Linked DNA regions of Homo sapiens: region 2 is linked to region 1. A link is a contact called in ENCODE Hi-C or POLR2A ChIA-PET data. All regions are on one chromosome and are shown on one strand. Each heading gives the region's core, a stretch centred on a gene start or an enhancer-like site at or near the end of the contact. The rest is flanking DNA. Distances are from core to core; before and after follow the strand shown.

What was found. A loop is a pair of places that touch in the nucleus more often than their neighbours do. ChIA-PET counts read pairs that join two places held with the same protein, here RNA polymerase II (POLR2A). Pooled maps may share reads with other maps.
Region 2: a loop to region 1 is called in a map of IMR-90, with 5 times the contacts of the local background. The contact joins the enhancer-like site here to the promoter of RPS27L in region 1. A Hi-C loop is called at or near these places in 5 of 168 maps with a recorded cell type or tissue (HepG2, IMR-90, PC-9 and 2 more), 1 of 37 single-sample maps with no recorded cell type and 6 of 50 pooled maps. POLR2A ChIA-PET finds 5 or more read pairs at or near these places in 11 of 52 experiments (A549, AG04449, AG04450 and 8 more).

Annotation. Positions count from the first base shown.
Region 1 is chr15:63,155,260-63,161,306 of GRCh38, reverse strand. RPS27L (ribosomal protein S27 like) reads left to right here and starts at 3,830. Exons shown (of 4, transcript NM_015920.4): 1 at 3,830-3,907; 2 at 4,786-4,894; 3 at 5,576-5,686. The coding sequence starts at 3,902. RefSeq lists a silencer at 3,457-3,556 and enhancers at 3,738-4,311, 3,707-4,366, 4,517-4,606, 3,891-5,090.
Region 2 is chr15:63,089,522-63,095,519 of GRCh38, reverse strand. No RefSeq gene overlaps it. Among named protein-coding and RNA genes, the nearest start is that of LACTB, 29 kb to the left of the region's middle. RefSeq lists an enhancer at 1,378-5,174. Within about 2 kb of position 1,764, at least 5 of the 41 ENCODE cell types and tissues checked have a DNase peak (open chromatin) inside an H3K27ac peak, as active enhancers do; they include IMR-90, where a contact is called at or near this core.

The DNA.
Region 1 (6,047 bases), core at 2,581-5,080:
TTCTTGACCTGGAAAATTTTATTTCTCAGGCTGCCTGTGAGTGTCTGAGAGGCTGGAGGATTTTGACACTACACCGGGCATTAGTTAACAAGAACTGAAGCCATAACTAGGCCTAATAATCAGAAATTGTTCTGAGACCTATGATACATGAAGTGCCAAAATAAATTCCAACTTAATTAAAAAGTTAAAGAATAAATATCACAAGAGAATTAGAAGAAAGCAACGGCAAATATTCAGTTAATCCTACAGTGACCAAGTCCTCTCTAAACACAATAGCAAAAGGGAAAAAAGCAATAAATTTGAAATATGTATGTGTGTGTGTGAATATATAACATTAAAAACTTCTGCATGATTAAAACAAATTATCAAAAAATAAAATTAGGCAGGGCACAGTGTGTCACAGTGTAATCCCAGCATTCTGAGAGGCAGAGGCAGGAGGATTGCTTGAGGCTGGGAGTTTGATGCTGCACTCCAGCCTGGGCAATAGAGCAAGACCCTGTTTCAAAAACACAAGAAAACAAAAGTAGAAAAATGCTAATGGCCAATAAGCATATGGAAAATATTAATTACAACAACAATGAAATATGACAAAGTATTAGTTCAAAACAATAGTTCTTCTGGATTGAGATAGGGAAAAACAAAATATCCAGTATTATCAAGGGTGCAAAGAAAGGGACATTCACATACATTTATATCTGGAAAATAAATTGGTTTCGCTTTTCTGGAGGGTAATTTGGCAGTTTATATTACAAACCTTAAAATGTGCATAACTTTTGACTCAGCAATTCCTCCTCCAGGAATTTATCCTAAGGGAATGAGGACAAACACAAAAACGTATCTATAAAAATGTTTATTGTAGCGTTAATAATGAAAAGTTGCTGGGAGGGAGTACTGAATGTTAAGCTTTGACAGAGCTAGGTAGTGGGTACATGGATCTTCATTTATTGCATTAATTTTCTATTGTTGCTGTAATCAATTACCATAAATGTAATGGCTTAAAACAACATAAATGTATTTATTTATTTATTTATTTATTTATTTATTTATTTATTGAGACAGAGTCTCGCTCTGTTGCCCAGGCTGGAGTGCATTGGCGCCATCTCCGCTCACTGCAACCTCTGCCTCCCAGGTTCAAGCAATTCCCCTGCCTCAGCCTCCCAAGTAGCTGGTGTCTACAGGTGTGTGCCACCACGCCCGGCTAATTTTTGTATTTTTAGTAGAGACGCAGTTTCACCATGTTGGCCAGGCTGATCTCGAACTCCTGACCCCAGATGATCTGCCCACCTTGGCCTCCCAAAGTGCTGAAATTACAGGCAACAAGACAAATTTATTATCTTACAGTTCTGGACAGAAGTCTGAGCCAGGTCTTATTGGGCTAAAGTTGAGATGTTGGCAGGGCTGTGTCCCTCTTTGGGAGATCCAGGAGGGAGTCCATTTCCTTGCCTTTTCCAGCTTCTAGACGCTGCCCACATTCCTTGGCTCATGGCCCTCTTCCATCTACAAGCCATCAACATAGCACCTCTCAGACCTTCCATTACCACATCTCCTTCTCGCTCTTCTGTCTTCCTCTTCCACTTTCAAGAACCCTTGTGATTCCACTGGGCCTACACAGATAATCCAGGATACTCCTTCTAGATTAAATCAGCTAATCAGCAACCTTTATTCCACTTGCCATGTAACTAAAGGTTCTGAGGATTAGGCCACTGATGTCTTTGGGGGCCACTATTCTGTGTATACAATTGTATTATTCTATATACTTATATACATTAAATATTTAATATTCACCAATTTTTATTAATTTTTAAGTATCAAATATTTAAAAACCCAAACCTAATGCCCAATTTAGTGTATGGCTGAAGTGAAAATATATATAGTCACAGGACAAATGCTATATGCCCATTAAGAAGCATAATGTAGAATATTCCAGCCTGGGCAACATGGCGAAACCCCATCTCTACAAACATTACAAAAATTAGCCAGGCGTGGTGGCTTGTACCTGCAGTCCCAACTACTCAGGAGGCTGAGGGGGGACAATTGCTTGAGCCCAGGAGGTCGAGGCTGCAGTGAGCCAAGATTGTGCCACTGCACTCCAGCCTGGGCAACACAGTGAGACCTTATTTAAAAAAAAAAAAGAATATGTAGTGACATGGAGTGATGCTCATTTTATAGTAAGTGGGAGGAAAATTCAAGTCTACAAAAGATTATGCACAAGATGATCCCAATTAGGTTAAGTCAAAACCCAAAATAAACCTATATCCAAGAGAGTAAAAAATATTGGGAAGGATATAGGTCAAAAGTTAAAAATGTTTATTTACAGATGGTAAATTTTCTTCTATTTTTCTGCATTTCCCAAAATGTATATTATACATGTATCCTTTTTGCAAAGACAAATAAGGTGATTAAGAACATCAAGTCAGGGCGGGACGCGGTGGCTCACGCCTGTAATCCCAACACTTTGGGAGGCCAAGGCGGGCAGATCACTTGAGGTCAGGAGTTCGAGACCAGCTTGGCCAACATAGTGAACCCCCCCCCCACCATCCCCCGTCTCTACTAAAAACACAAAAAGTAGCCGGACATGGTGATGGACACCTGTAATCTCAGGTACTTGGGAGGATTGAGGCAGGAGAATCGCGTGAACCCAGGAGGCGGAGGTTGCAGTGAGCCAAGATCGCGCCACTGTACTCCAGCCTGGGTGACAGAGCAAGACTCTGCCAAAAAAAAAAAAAAAAAAAAAAAAAATCCAGTTAGACCAATTTTCTGGTAAAGTGTCTTTCTGGTTTCTTGCCTTTTGGTCGCCCATGACACCCATTTTTCAAGCATAGAGTTTCCTCCTCAAAAATAGAGCATGCTGTCACGCGCCGGTAGTCCCAACTACTTGGGAGGCTGAGGTGGAAGGACTTCTTGAGCCTAGGAATTGGAGACAAGCCTGGGCAATATAGCAGGACCCTGTCTCCAAGGAAAAAAAAAAAAAAAAAAAGAATAATGGCGTGTTCCTGTGGTCCCAGCTACTCGGGAGGCTGAGGCGGGAGAATCGCTTGAGCCCAGGAGGTCGAGGCTGCAGTGAGCTGTGATGGCACCATTGCATTCCAGCCTGGGCAAAAAAGCGAGACCTTGTCTCAAATAATAATAATGATAAAGACTCATGTTCGGTCATCGGTGACATTCGCCTTTCTCAGGCCCCCTAGTTGTCCACTCTGCAAAGGACGAGTAATCCTCGGAAGGGGTGGGGCCTCTTAGTGAATGAGGCACAGCAGCGAATCCGTGCTGTTTTAAAAACTTTTTTTCAGAACAAAGCAAACCTAAGGCACAGCCATACCCCGCAGAAAACTTCGAAATCTGCGCCTTGAAAAGGGAAGCCAAAAGGATACGAGCCTCTTTCATAATCTCTCTGGCACGTATTAATGGTTAATAATACTGTATTTTTTAATACACAAAAGAAGAGAATAGTGGCATTGCCCCGTGTGCCCACCCCCAGAGCTAACCGAGAGCGGCCGGGCCAGGGGGCCGGGGGCTGAGCGGCCCGCCGGGTTCCGGGGTGGCGCCGGCCCCGGTGGCCGCGGGCGCTCCCTCGCCATGGCCTAAGCCCGAGGCCGCTCCCCAGCCAGATTCTGGCCTCAGGCACTGCAGAGCCCGCGGCGCTCGCCAACAAGCCCGTTAGACCCACGGGACTTGGCACCCTGGAACGCTCACCATCCCCGGGTCTTCCCTGCGCCCTGGACCCGAGTACCCTGCTGCGGCGTCCCCCTACCACCGAGAGGAGGGCCTAGAGCAGACAAGCCCGCCCCGCCGCTCCTCCCAGCAGCTTCTATCCCGGAAGTTGATGCCGAGCGCAGATCGCTTGCAGCTTGCTAGCTGTGTGGGCTGGGAGGTCTGGTAGGGCTGAGCTTGCAAGAGGATCAACATGCCTGTGAGTTGTTTACATCGGGCTCCGGGTTTGTTTTGGGCTTCTTTACCGAGAGTCATATGGGACGGATGAGTCCGGCTGCCTCTCGGGCCTGTAGTGTCCGAGAGTGGCGAGGCGGCTCAGGTTGCGCAGCGTCTTCGCGCGTGGCGGGCATGTAGTGACTTGCCCGGTCACCGCGGCGCGGCTGGCCCTGCAGGGGCGTGGGCTGCAATTCAGAGGCGGTGGCTGGGAGGGGAACAGTTCTCTGTGTAGCTTATGAGCGGTCTTGGTCTTTGAGGATGCCCCTGAGGTTGTGATCTTTGGGTCTTTTGGCTTTCCCAGTGATTGGTGTTTCTCGCCCCCTCTGCCTTCTTTCGGAAGCGATTTCCTACTTGTTTTCCTTTTTTAAAAACTGTCCTCGTTGTTGCCTTATATATTAATTCCGTCAAGGACGGTCGCTCAGCAAGAATTCCTGTCAGATCAGCTGTTGAGCCACAGGAGCAAAAATCACCCAGGCGCTGACGTTGTCTGGTCTACTTCAGCAGTTTCTACTCTAAGCGAGTCCACAGTCGGGGTCACTTTCTTTGCTTAGCACCTCGACTTCGCGCAGTTTTCATCGAAGACAGTTCATTACGCAGTTGAGTAAAGAAGGACAAAGTTTGCCTTACCATATGTTTCCTGATCGTGCGAAAGCCCTTTTCTAGGGACTTGGAGAACACAAGTATTATGAAAAGTACTGATGAAAGTTATTAACAGGTTTCGAAAAATAACTTTACTATCTGACGTGTTGCTTCTGCCGAGGATGACCGTTATTCCTGTTTTTGCATGTATATTTCACGTATGGTTAAATGTGCCAGCGTTGTGGTTTAAAACTAATAGTAATAATATGCTTCTTTGTTCAGTTGGCTAGAGATTTACTACATCCGTCCTTGGAAGAGGAAAAGAAAAAACATAAAAAGAAACGCCTAGTACAAAGTCCAAATTCTTACTTTATGGATGTAAAATGTCCAGGTAAAATTTGAAATCTTAATTCCTTTACTAAAGAAAATTTCTGTAGGGATTGCTAGTGTGGTGTGTATAGTTAAGATACATTAGAACCCTCTGTTGAGTAGAAGTGGGATTACAGAATTGGAAATGTCAGGGACATTTTCATAATAAATGTACTGAAACCATTGTAGAAACATTTCGGGGTAAGTGAAAACAGGCATTCAAAGGAGATATGCCATTTGACTTAGCAAGTCTTTAAGCTCTTCAGACGATGAGTTTTCTGTTTCATGATACAAAGAAAAGTCTGTTGATTCTTCAGTCTAAAGCTGTGCTGCCCAATACAATGGCCATTAGCTGAATGTGGCTACTGAGCACTTGTGGATAATCAAAATGTGGATACTCAAAATAGAGATGTTCTTTAATTGTAAAATACTCACTGGATTTTGACGATGTAGCACAGAAAAAAAATACATTGATTACATGTTGAAATGATATTTTGGAAATATTAAGTTTAATGAAATATATTATTGATTTTACCTGTTTTTAAAAAATTTTGTGTCGCTGCTAGAAAAGTTTATGTTACACATGTGGCTTGCTGTTTCATAGCACTGAAGTTACTGATTTTTTTACATATTACCAGAAATGTCGAACAGGTGCTGTTTTCCTCTGCTTTTCATTTTTAACATTGCCTTTTTTTTTTTTTAGGTTGCTACAAGATCACCACGGTTTTCAGCCATGCTCAGACAGTGGTTCTTTGTGTAGGTTGTTCAACAGTGTTGTGCCAGCCTACAGGAGGAAAGGCCAGACTCACAGAAGGTATATCATTTGGCATTCTCCAACCCAGTGATGAGATTGATGATTATAAATGTCTCTATCTTCACTGAAAAGTTTAAAGAAATCTTAATGATTACCAAAATAACTTATCTTTCATTGTGTGCTTTCAGTAAAGAATGGCCTGTTCAAATGGATATATTTATACTCTTGACCTTGCAGTGAACTCCATTGACTTATTTTTCTTAGTTTAGAACACATTTATTCACTTAGTTTGCTTAACTTGGAATAAATTAAGTCAGAATAGAAGCAAAAGAATAACTACATGTTATAGGACATGCAGATTTATTTATTTATTTATTTATTATTTTTTTTTTTTATTAGGAGTCTCGCTCTGTCACCCAGG
Region 2 (5,998 bases), core at 515-3,014, 64 kb after region 1:
TGGGAGGCCGAGGTGGGCGGAACACCTGAGATCAGGAGTTGGAGACCAGCCTGACCAATATAGTGAAACCCCATCTCTACTAAAAATACAAAATTAGCCGGGCCTGGTGTCACACACCTGTAATCCCAGCTACTTGGGAGGCTGAGGCAGGAGAATTGTTTGAACCTGGGAGGTGGAGGTTGCAGTATGCCGAGATTGCACCATTGCACTCCAGCCTGGGCAACGAGCAAAACGCTGTTTCAAAAAATAAAAATAATGCTACGACAAGTGGCTTCTTAAATATAGCTTTTTGCCTTTGTTGAAAACCAAAGTCTCCAGGATAGAATTATTAGCTCAAAGCTTAAAAACTCTTTAGAGTTCTTGCAAATATATTTCTATTGCTTTCCAAAAGGATCCCACAAATTTTAATGCCATTAACATATTTGATCTCATTGCTAACATTCCAGCATTGAGCAATTTATTATAAAATTTTACCAATTTAATAGGTATCAAATGCTGTCTCTTTTAAAATGCTATTTTTATTTCCACAAAGGAAAGACAGTTTTCAAGGGCTACTTTTTTAGAGGGAAAAGTTTTGTCACCAGAAAGATAAATCCAGGTAGCTGATAGTATCTTCATTTACTCTTTTGTCCATACCAAGGACGTAGGAGAGTGATTTGGCACTCAGCCTCCCCTTTAGAGGTTGAGAGCAGCTAGATCTGCCCCTTTAAACCATGACATCCAGGTCTATGGTATGCAGCAGAGTGGATACTACTGAAATAGTTTACACATTCTTGCTGGAACTTACTAATACAGTTTCAGTTTTACTGAACTTCTAAACCAGCAACATAAGTTAAGGATCCAGGAATATTAGATTGGCAACATGCAAATTGACTATCATCTAACAACTGGCATCTAGACTCAGTCAGAAGGAGTTTTCAGGCAAACAGAATCTGGTGTGATGTTTATAGCTGTGTAGCGGGAGCCAGGCCTCTTAGCTTTGCTATTTGTGTCAGTTCCCAAGGGAACTTAAGTGGCAAAAGCCCACTTCAATTTTCTCAGTTTTAGGTTGCCCATTTGCCTGAAAGAAGTGATGTGAAACTTGTGAACCAGAATCTTGGGAATATTCTGAGAATCTCAGATGGAAGGGACCATTTTAATTATGAAATCTTTTTTCATTAAAAAAAAAAATCAGGTAACCCTTTCCCCATTTCACATTTCTGGTTCAGGTACTCAATAAAATGCAAATAGAATGACAGAATTTACTTTGATGAGCTCAAAATCAGTAGCAAAATATAAATCAAGATGCCTTATTAATAAAAAAGTTAAAGATTTGTTAAAAACAATAATGTAAACAGAGATGATTGTAGGTATTTAGGATGTTTAATTGTGTCCCATCCTGCCTTGCCCTTTACATATTTAGCATTTTTTTCTGATAGGAAAGTAAATTGTAGATTGGAAAAAAATCTTATTTTAAAAACAATTGCATGAAGCACATATTATTATGGTGTCTTCATTTTACAAATGAGGAAACAGACTTAAAGAGGCTGAGGGCCCCGAGGTCACACTGCTCAGGAGTGTGTCTCAGCTCCCTTATTCAAACTCTTCTGTTTCTAAGGGTTTACTCTTCTTGCATTTGAAATTGAGCAAAAGTTTAAATTCTTTTACCCAGGCTGCAGAATGGGTCTGGGAAAGACGGTAATGCTGTTGAGAGGCTCACGCATGCAGGTGCTGGGGAGAAGCCATTGGGTGGAGAATATGTGAACAGCAGGTGGCAGCAGTGTCTTTGGAGTGCGTGGTTGTCCCAGGCAGTCCCCGGAAAGCAAGGTCCATGCAATACCATGGAGCCCTGAACCTAATGCCTGACCTTTCATCTCTGACCTCCTGCTGAGCCAGGTGTACTACCTGCCACCTAGTAAGGTACAGTGTATCCCTGGGGAAGGAATTGGGGAGAATATTGGGAAACAGGTGACTTGGGAGTCATTTATAATTGAAAGGCTCCCATCTGGGTAACTGGTATAATGTGTGGTGGTGTGACTCTGGCGTGTTACTTAGCTTCTCTGTTCTTCAATATCCTTTCTGTAAAATGGGGATAATGGCCATCTGCCTCTCAGGATCACTGAGATGATTAAGGGAATGTGATATCTACAAAGCCCTTGGAACAGCCCAGTACTGGGCGCACACTATGTGTACGTTACCTATTATTAATATTCTTTGTTGAAGGCTTTATCGTTTGCAGTGGACTTTCATACCTATCATTTCATTCCATCCTCCCACCATATTTTAAGATGCAAATATTACACCCATTTAATATAATAGAGGCGGACACCGGTTGAGCCAGAGAAAGTACAAATTAGCACGAGCTTTGAAGTCAGACAGATTGGAAGTCAGGCTCATTAGAGTTGTGGGATTTGTGCAAGTTACTTAATGCTTTGGAGCCTCAGTTTCTTTCTAAATGAGTGATAATATTACCTATCTTGTGGGTTTATGACAACATACATGAAGTTTAAAACAACATACATGGTTTAAAACAATATATATGAAGCCATCTGGTGTGGTTCCTCTTCCATAGTGAACACTTAAAATTATTCAAGGGATGTTTTAAAACATCAAAAAGTATTTAGACAGGCACGGTGGCTCATGCCGGTAATCCCAGCACTTTGGGAGGCCGAGGCAGGCGGATCGCCTGAGGTCAGGAGTTCGAGACCAGCCTGGCCAACATGGTGAAACCCCATCTCTACTAAAAATACAAAAATTAGCCAGGTGTGGTGGCGCATGCCTGTAATCCCAGCTACTCGGGAGGCTGAGGCAGGAAAATCGCTTGAACCCGCGAGGTGGAGGTTGCAGCGAGCTGAGATCGCGCCACTGCACTCCAGCCTGGCGACAAAGCGAGACTCCATCTCAAAATAAATAAATAAATACAAAGTATTTAAAAAGGCAAGTAAATTTACTTACAATCCACCACCTAGAAATAACCTTGTTATTACTATGATGTGTTTTTTTCCCCTAGTATTTGTAAGTGATATGGCCGAGCTCCCATCACATATGTGTAAGTCACTCGACCAAGGTGCCAAAGCTAAGACAGGGGCAGAGCTGGGCTCACACACCAGGCAGGGCTGCCTCCAGGGCCAGGTTCTTCTGTGTAGCTACTTCTCCACACTTCCTCAATCAAGTTAAGGATTAAATGTCTTTTGAGAAACTGATGAAAAAATATTTCAAGTGTTTCAAGTTTGAAAATATACACTTACATTCAAAAGCATGTAAAGAAACCAGAGGTACCTAAGACAATCTTATCATATAGTTCAAGGCTGGAATTCTGCCCAGAAGGTAGGGTTTCACTTGCAAAACATGAATTTCTACAGATTTTTGTTTGGCCAACATTTTCACTGTTAAAACATTACTGTTCAAGCTGTTACAACTACAACAAGTAAATTTGGAAAAATCAGTGAACTAATCATTTGACAAATGGATTAAATTGAGTGAATTAATGATTCAGCAGATTGGGTCTTTGGGTGCACTGATTTTTTGGCAAATTGGCTCGCATCTATTAACATGGAGTAGTGCTCAATGTATGTGCTTGTTGAATTAATTAACACATGAATGAATGAGTGCATTGAATCTTGCCATAAATAAAATGATCTTTCCCCCCGAAGGTCAATGACTTTACATGATGTCAGCATTTTAAGAGCCCCAAAAGCTTCTTGAGACAGATATTCTGATTCTAGGGTCACGGCTACTCACCATGTGTGCATCCCAACTCCAAATCCACACTCATTGCCTGGTTGGCTCCTCAGTGAGAGCTGGTGCTTCCCTGTTGGTTCTTAGGGTTGAAGCCCGCTCACTATGGGTCTTGGAGTCAGAAGACCCAGGTTTGAATGTCACTGGGCTTGTCCACATCTTAGCCACGGAACACTGGCCAAGCCAGTGCACCCTGGAACCGTGTTGTCACTGATTACATGGGGACAGTGCTGATGTCTGTCCTGCTTTGTTCCCAGCATCACTGTCACTATCAAATAAAATGGAAATGCTCTCTGGGAGCCGGAAAGTGCTAGGTGAATTTTAGTTCTTTATGAGTTCATTATTATGAAAACCACAGTGGCCATGTGTGTGCTCTGTCATGGAGGGAGTAGGAAGGCTGGGGACGGGTCTCAGGGAAGGAGGGCCATGCCTGCTCGCTGGTAGAGGGTCACTACTCACCTTTGCTCTTTGGTCTCTGCCTTTCTGGTCACTGACACGCATGATAGAAGGGCACACACACCTATTAAACTGCTTCCCCCAGGTCATCTGCCAGTGAGGAGCTGGCAAACCCCAGTGGCCCTACAAACGCCTCCTCACTGGCTGCTTCAGGCTGAGGTCATTTGCCCGGAGCCCCTGGGGTGGGGTGAGAGGGAAGCCGGGGTCCTCCCAGTCACCTTGGGCCCTGTGCGGCCAGGCTGGGTGGCATCCTCCTCCGTCTGGCCTCTCTGCTCCCAGCTCTGAACGCAGCCTGAGAGAGGGCAGAAGGGGTGTCTGCTGGGCACCTTTGCTGCCTCACAGCCAAAGAAACCTGGCTGGGGAGGGCCGGGCAGGGAGGGCACACAGCTGGGCATGACAGGGAGGGCGTGTAATGGCGTAAGCTTGGGAACAGGATCAAAGACAAAGAACGAGGGGGCAAGAGGTGTCTGGAGAACGCAATTTTTTCCTCCTCCCTTTTCTCAAGTGTAAGAGTAAAATCATTAAAGAAAATAATGCGCCCTTCAAAGGCGAATTGGCAATCAGTGTTGAATTTTAGTGCTGGAGTGGGTGACAGCACATCCCAGCTGCAGTCAGGAGACCTACCGCTGCTGAGTGACGCTGCACCAGCCACCCGCCATCAGCCACCAGCCCCCAGCCAAGCGGTCATTTACCACCCACTTGGTCTGGCTCACTTTCTGTTTCCTGAGTTATATTAGCTCTAGTGGAGACCTACCATAACAGTTCATCACGCTTGAAAGGTGCTTCTTCCTCCCAGAGAACTTCACGTCCACCCTCTAAAAGCTCATCTGTCTGAACAGCCCTTCAGGGTTAAAAGCACCTGTGCTCAGATGGACTCTGAATTGGAAGGTTCTGAGGTTCCATCTAATCCTGTTATTACCCAGACTTCAGCTGGGCTCTCATTTCACCTCTCAGAGATTTGGTTCAATTTAGCCTGGACCCCAATTCCAGGGCCAGTTTAAGACCATTACAGGCCCCAGGGTCTTTTAATTATGGAGTCCGCATTCCACATAATATCAAACACATTAGAATATACCCATATTTCACATTGAGTATCACATTTTTGCTGTAGAAAGGATCAAAAGGACTTTATTAATCTTGCTTTTGAAATTATAGCTGCTCATTGACTACATGTCTGGCTATGTTCTCCAGGCTGGCATTGTGCATGCACAGTACATTTTATGGAGGGAGAAAATAAAACCTTAGCGTTATTTTCAAACAGAGAATCCAGAAACACTAAATTTAAACATGAATGAATTGACGTTGTTTGTTTTATAGACATTTAATTAAAATGTATTCCTTTCAATTTCATACTTTTCCTTTTATATTTTAGATTCAATAATTTTTTTTTTTTGGCATGTCACGTATTTTCACAGGCCTTTGAAAAAAGCTCATTGGCCAGAGGCCCTGTCCCCGGGGCCCTGCAGACCAGATGGCTCTGCTGGTGTTTGCTGAGAGCCCTTCCCAAGATTTTGCCCCACCCCTCACCTCATTCCCAGCATCTTTCTGATCCCCTGCTCCCTGTTCCTGTGTGTCTATCTGCCTGTGTTTCAGTTTCCACTGGTATCAAAACTGACCGCAAAGCCCAGCTCCTTCACTGTTACATGGACATTTCATGAGGTTGGTACCTGGACACATTCTGAGGACCATGGAGAACTGTCACTTACATACCTTGTAAGCTCCTGCCATCTGCTTGGCTCCACCCTTTCCCTCCCAGTGCCCACCCTCTCTCACTCCACATCCTGCCAAGGGCAGCTCTCCAGGGAGCCTGCATCACATCAACCAC